Regions from separate parts of the Homo sapiens genome. Here region 1 is linked to region 2. A link is a contact called in ENCODE Hi-C or POLR2A ChIA-PET data. All regions are on one chromosome and are shown on one strand. The core of a region is the stretch at or near the end of the contact, and the rest is flanking DNA. Distances in the headings are between cores, read along the strand shown. Region 1 overlaps CECR2 (CECR2 histone acetyl-lysine reader). Region 2 has its middle 12 kb from the start of HDHD5-AS1.

Region 1 (3,362 bases), core at 9-2,508, 240 kb after region 2:
ATGTCAATTCAGAGACTTCTTTATCTTTTAATACAATAGGGGTGAAATATGAAATGATTCATTTCCCTTCCCCAGATTCTTAGCATGAGTCTGGAAATCCTGCCAGCTCTTTCTTCTAGCTGAAGAGCTGTCTCCTGATTGCAGTGACAGCTTTGAACTGGAAGACATTATTTCATTAGTGCACTAATCAACCACAGAGATTACCTGATTGGCTGCTTAATAATTACATGAAGTTGCTTGTAATTCTTTGAGCATACACAGAACTAATTAAATTAACCCTTTACTGCCTGGCATGCCTGGGGTATTCTCGTGCGAAAATGGAGGAACCTAAAATCCTTCTTGAACACTGGTGAGGTAAACAAGCAGATGTGTCAGTGAGTTTCAAAGGGAAGCACCTTGTATAAGAAGCATTTAAGTACAAATCAAAAAATGCAGATTCAGAAACTACCAGTCCTTTGATAACTTGAGTATTAGCTTATTAGCCGTGTTCTTGAAGTTTAATGGGAAGCTTTTATACCAATACTTTCTTTGGATAGAAACTTAAGATAAACTCTTTTCATAGCCACTTACTGACTTTGAGGAGTTTGTTGTTGTTTTAAGGATCATTCAGTGTAAAATCATTTCCTTAGTTATTTCAGTATAAGCTTGCATCATCCTAGTGAGATATAGAGCAAGGCTGGTGAATGAGAATACCGTACTGGGCTATAATTGAAAGAGGCCGGGTGCGGTGGCTCACGCCTGTAATCCCAGCACTTTGGGAGGCCAAGGCGGGTGGATCACCTGAGGTCAGGAGTTCGAGACCACCCTGGCCAACATAGTGAAACCCCATCTCTACTGAAAACACAAAATTCGCCAGGCACGGTGGCGGGCGCGTGTAATCCCAGCTACTGGGGAGGCTGAGGCATGAGAATCGCTTGAACCTGGGAGGCGGAGATTGCAGTGAGCTGAGATCGCATCACTGCACACCAGCCTGGGCAATAGAGTGAGACTCTGTCTCAAAAAAAAAAAAGCCATGAATTAGAGGGCCTTATTTTAGCCTCAGGTTTTAGGTGGATGATTAAGGAAATTAAGATAGGAGAAGTTAGGCACCCTGTCTAACAGTGGTTCTCAACGGGGTGATTTGCCCTCTTAGAGGACTTTGGCGGTGTCTGGAGACAGTTTTGGTTGCCACAACTCAGGGGAAGAGGGGTGTGGGTAGAGGTCAGGAATATTGTCAAATAGCCTACAGTGCGTAAGACAGCTCTTGAGAACAACAGCAAACATCATCTAGTCCAAAATGTCAGTACTGCTGAGATTGAGAAACGCTGGTCTGAAGCCAGCTTATCTTGAGTTTTCATTAGAACATGGGTGTCCGAAACTGTACCTTTGGTGACTAATAATCTTGTCATCAGTTGTTGGTGATCCCCTCTAAATTATTATTTTTATTTTTTCAAGTTCATTTGTTAAACTGAAGCAAAATTTACATAACGTAAAATTAACTATTAACCATTTTAAAGTGTATGATTCAGTCACATTTAGTGAATTCAATATGTTGTGCAGCTGTCGTTTCTATCTAGTTCCAAGACGTTTTTATCACCTCAAAAGGAGAGACCCTGTACCCCCCTCAGCCCCCTCACCCCCCAGCCCCTGGCAATCACTCGTCTGCTTTCTGTCTGTGGATTCTAAATTATTTTTATATTTGCTTTTTTGTGGTGCTCTGGAAAGAACCCTGGTCAGGAAGTCAGGAGAGTGGACTTCACATCCCAACGTCTCCATTCTTCCTCTTGCTAGCTGTGTGATTTGGGCAAGTCATTCATCTGTTGTATGCCTCAGTTTCCTTTTCATTTATGTGGCAGCTGTCATGGTAGCCAGAATGCCATTTTTTTCTAAGTAAGATCTTTAAAGTCTGAAATTCTAGCCCACATGTTGTTTGCTCAGCATTTTTGTTGGACATCCGTAACAACATTTTTAATCCTACACTGATTGCTTTCTCACCCAAGATGTTTCCGAAACACCATTCCAGGTCCTGCATTAGTGTCCTGGGATTGGTGTGCTTGGAATGAGAAGTTAATGCTACTATCAGTTCACATAAAAGGTTAGCGAGGTAAAGATGCCACCAACATGTTAGTTCATCCCATAGCTAAACATGAATATATTTTGGGTTACCTGATTTAGCACCTACCTTGTATTACCTTGTATTCATGAAACAAAAGCAAGCATAGTATCTTTCTCTCTTCCCATTGTTGCATAAAGCCCTCCAGTGGCTTTCTCTTGCATTTAGAATAGTCTAAGTCCCTTACCATTGCTTAGTGGGGCCCACGAAACTTTCTGCATCTTCTACCTTCCTTACCTCGTACCATTCTCTCCTAGCTTTAGCTGTATCAGCTTTCTTTTCTTTTCATAAAGGCTCTGAACTCCATAGGGCCTTTGCACCTGCTCATGGTTTCCAGCTTTCAGCTCAGATTCATCTCAATGAATGAAACATGCCCTGATCAGCCTATCTATAGCTTGTTCTGTTTTATTAATTTTAAATGTTGTTGTTTTCTTGTTTTTTTTTGTTTGTTTGTTTGTTTTTGAGACGGAGTCTCACTCTGTCACCAGGCTGGAGTGCAGTGGCATGATCTTGGCTCACTGCAACCTCCACCTCGCGGGTTCAAGCGATTCGCGTGCCTCAGCCTTCTGAGTAACTGGGATTACAGGCGCCCGCCACCACACCCAGCTAATTTTTGTATTTTTAATAGAGACGGGGTTTCACCATGTTGGCCAGGATGGTCTCAGTCTCTTGACCTCGTGATCTGCCTGCCTCCCACCACACCCAGCTAATTTTTGTATTTTTAGTAGAGATGGGGTTTCACCATGTTGGCCAGGATGGTCTCAATCTCTTGACCTCGTGATCCGCCTGCCTCGGCCTCCCAAAGTGCTGGGATTACAGGCATGAGCCACTGTGCCTGGCCTAATTTTAAGTAAGTTTTATAAAGAGAGTAACACAATGAATTCCTGTCAGTGTCAGTGATTATTAATATTTTGTGTTCATGATCACCCAGTGAAAAGTATATCCTCGCCTCTCTTCCCAACCCAGTCAATCTCTGTCATATAACTCTTTTCTGTTTTCTTCTTCTGGGGTGACCTTTTTGGTTTACTTTAGTCTGTTTTCTCCCTAAGAATGTGAGTTATATCAGAGCAGGGATCTTCTCTATCCTATGCATTCTTGTATTTACAGTACCTAGAATTGTCCTATACATAGTAGATGTACTCAATAAATATTTACTGAGTGAGTGAATGAATGAAATAAAATTTCCAAAAGCAGGGACTGTGTTTTATCCATATTTGTGTTCTGAACTGTGTCTAGTAAAGGGCTTCACACATATTCAATCAAGTGTTTG
Region 2 (3,227 bases), core at 223-2,722:
GGGAGGTGGCTGGATCACCTGAGGTCAGGAGTTCGAGACCAGCCTGGCCTACTAAAAATACAAAAATTAGCCGGGCGTGGTGGTGTGCATTTGTAATCCCAGCTACTTGGGAGGCTGAGGCAGGAGAATTGCTTGAACCTGGAAGGCAGAGGTTGCAGTGAGCCAAGATGGTGCCATTGCACTCCAGCCTGGGTGACAAGAGCAAAGACTTCATCTCAAAAAAATAAAAAATAAAAATAAAAAAATTAGGGAGGGCGTGGTGGCTCACGCCTGTAATCCCAGCACTTTGGGAGGCCGAGGTGGGCAGATCATGAGGTCAGGAGTTCAAGACCAGCCTAGTCAACATGGTGAAACCCCGTCCCTACTAAAAATACAAAAATTAGCCAGGTGTGGTGGCGCACACCTGTAATCCCAGCTACTCGGGGGGCTGAGGCAGGATAATTGCTTGAACCCGGGAGGCAGGGGTTGCAGTGAGCCGAGATCGCACCATTGCACTCCATCTGTGGGCGACAGAGCAAGACTCCATCTCGAAAAAAATAATAATACAAAATTAGCCGGGCATGGTGGTGTGCGCCTGTGGTCCAGATGAGGCAGGAGAATAGCCTGAACCCAGGAGGTGGAGGCTGCAGTGAGTTGAGATTGTGCCACTGCACTCCAGTCTGGGGAACAGAGTGAGACCCTGTCTCAAAAAAAAAAAAAAAGAGTTCAGAACAGTGTGGATACTGTGCTGCCTTTTATATGAGAGCAGGAAAAAATATATATATTTGCTTTTGTTTATTTTGCATAAAGAAACACAAGAAACTAAGCCTGGTGGGAGAATGGGTGGGATGGGAAAGAGGACAGTGGAAAACAGAGGTGGATAGAAGCCTTTCGAATGTGTTCCTTTTCATACTTTTTGAATTTTTGAAATGTGATTGTATATAGATTCATTTTAATTTTAAATGTAATTAAAATTTAAAATTCATTACGGCACTACTCTCTCATCCTGTACTATGGGCTCTACCCTTTTTTGTTTGTTTGTTTTTGTTTTGTTTTGAAGAGACAGAGTCTCGCTGTTTTCCCCAGGCTGGTCTAGAACTCCTGGGCTCTAGCGCCCCGCCTGGGCCTCCCAGAATGCGGGACTACAGGCGCCGCCACCACCCGGCGTCTACTCTAAATGCATAGAGGCCAGGATGACCCAAGGTCACCAGCGGCCGATGCTGCCTGGCAGGGGCTTGAGGCCGGGAGGGGACCCTGCGGACAGGCGAGACCATGTGTGATCTGTGGGAAGCAACTAAACCGGCGTATTCGCGGCAGGGGAGCTCTGTGCCGTCCCGCGGCCCCACCCCGCTCTGCCATGGGAAGCCGTAGCTTGGCGCTGCCCACAGTGACGCGAGGGACTCCGAGGGCACCCGGGCCGGGGTGGACACGGGAGTGGGCCCGGGCGCGGCCGGCAGGGGGCAGCAGCGCCGCGCCGCCCGCGCAGTTCCACAGGTGCGCCGAGCCTGGGGCCATCGCCTCCCTCCGGCCGCCGTCCCCAGCGAATCGCCGCCTGCGTTCTGCCGTTTCCCCGCCACCGCAGCCACCCGGGGCCCGGGGGGCCGCAGCCATCCGCAAGCCGCGGGGCGGCGGGACCGGGCGGGCCGCTAGGGACGCCGGACGAAGGGAGCCCGCGGGCGGGGTCTGGGCGCCTACATCCTTGCTCCCAGGGAGGAAGGGACAGGAAACTGAAGCTGTTTCCGGGGCTGACCCCGGCCAGAGAGAGCAGGGCTCGGGAGAGTCGGCGCGTCCCGGAGGCGGCGCCCCCTGGAGGCCGGTGTGCTTTGGCTCTGCAGCGGGGGAGATTAGGGGTGGAGGCCGACCGATCCCACTCAGCCAGGACTGGCAGGCGCCGGGAGCTCACTGGGAGGCAAGTGCCGACCCCCGAAACCCACTCCAGACAAGCGAAGAAAACAGCTCTGTGTCCCAGGACGAGCACATACCTACTGTCACCCACTGTGCGACCTGGAAGAGTTACTGACCCTCTCTGGGCCTTAATCAGTCATCAGAAACACAAACGCGTAGATAAGATGGTCTTTAGGCCTCTCCCAGCTCTGCTATTCTGTGAATCTAAGAAACTCTAGTCCCTCCACCAGTCCCCACCCCGGGCTGGCTTCGCTTCAGGGAGGCCTGGCTGAGCTGGGGCCCTCATCCAAGGTCTTTGCACGGTTCCTCAGCAAAGGTGTTTTGGAAGGCTGGGTCCCACCCCTTCCCGGCGGAGGAAGAGGCTATTGGCTAAAAAGCCTGGACAAATTCAAAACCAGCAGCTCGGCCCCGGTTTTTTCGGAGCACAGCCAAACCCAAATCACACCTCTGCACCTACCTAGCTCCAGAGATCTAGACAGCATTTACAGCCCCCAAATGTTATTTTTACACCCTTTCCAGGCAGGGAAGGACAGAGGAGGGTAAGCTATTTTTAGGATGACTGCTATTTAAAGTAACATACTGGCCTGGCAAGGTGGCTCTGGCCTGTAATCCCAGTGCCTTGGGAGATACAGGCAGGAGAATCACGTGAGGCCATGAGTTCAATACTATCCTGGGCAACAAAAGGAGACCCCCATCTCTATTAAACAGCCGGGCGTGGTGGTGCGCGTCTGTCGTCCCAACTACTGGAGAGGCAGGCTGAGGCGGGAGGGTCCCTTGAGCCCAGGAGTTCAAGATTATAGTGAGCTATGATCACAGCACTGCCCTCCAGGCTGGGCAGTGAGACCCTGTCTCAAAACAATAAATTAAGTAACCTAGACTATGTATGTGAAAATAATATTTCCAACCCTAGCATGCTGACTTCATCTGAGCTTACAGATGCATTTTCATACAGTCCTCCCCAAGGGATCAGTTCCTGTGAGAGCCAAGGATGGCACCACTCATTGAAATCCTGACCATGGGAAGGCGTCATTTGGGATTCCGGAATGGGTGGCTGAAGCAGTTTACAGAATCGCGTTCTGGTGAGCTTTAAGAATGGAACAGGCGCCGGGTGCGGTGGCTCACGGCTGTAATCCCAGCACTTTGGGAGGCCGAGGCAGCCAGATCACTTGAGGTCAGGAGGTCGAGATCAGCCTGGCCAACATGGTGAAGCCCCGACTTTACTAAAAATACAAAAATTAGCCAGGTGTGATGGCGCGTGCCTGTAATCCCAGCTACTAGGGAGGCTGAGGCAGGAGAATCACTTGAACTGGGATGGTGGAGGTTGCAGTGAGCCGAGATCATGC

Evidence for each region. Hi-C counts contacts between places; a loop is a spot of excess contacts on that map. ChIA-PET counts read pairs that join two places held with the same protein, here RNA polymerase II (POLR2A). Pooled maps may share reads with other maps.
Region 1: a map of endothelial cell of umbilical vein shows a loop between it and region 2 (9-fold over the local background). The contact joins two enhancer-like sites. A Hi-C loop is called at or near these places in 1 of 168 maps with a recorded cell type or tissue (endothelial cell of umbilical vein) and 1 of 50 pooled maps. POLR2A ChIA-PET finds 5 or more read pairs at or near these places in 3 of 52 experiments (AG04449, B cell and T-cell).

What each region holds. Positions count from the first base shown.
Region 1 is chr22:17,406,598-17,409,959 of GRCh38, forward strand. All of the region lies in intron 1 of CECR2 (CECR2 histone acetyl-lysine reader), which reads left to right. Among named protein-coding and RNA genes, the nearest start is that of CECR2, 39 kb to the left of the region's middle. Within about 2 kb of position 1,259, at least 3 of the 41 ENCODE cell types and tissues checked have a DNase peak (open chromatin) inside an H3K27ac peak, as active enhancers do; they include endothelial cell of umbilical vein, where a contact is called at or near this core.
Region 2 is chr22:17,170,184-17,173,410 of GRCh38, forward strand. No RefSeq gene overlaps it. Among named protein-coding and RNA genes, the nearest start is that of HDHD5-AS1, 12 kb to the left of the region's middle. RefSeq lists an enhancer at 982-1,483 and a silencer at 1,334-1,763. Within about 2 kb of position 1,473, at least 38 of the 41 ENCODE cell types and tissues checked have a DNase peak (open chromatin) inside an H3K27ac peak, as active enhancers do; they include endothelial cell of umbilical vein, where a contact is called at or near this core.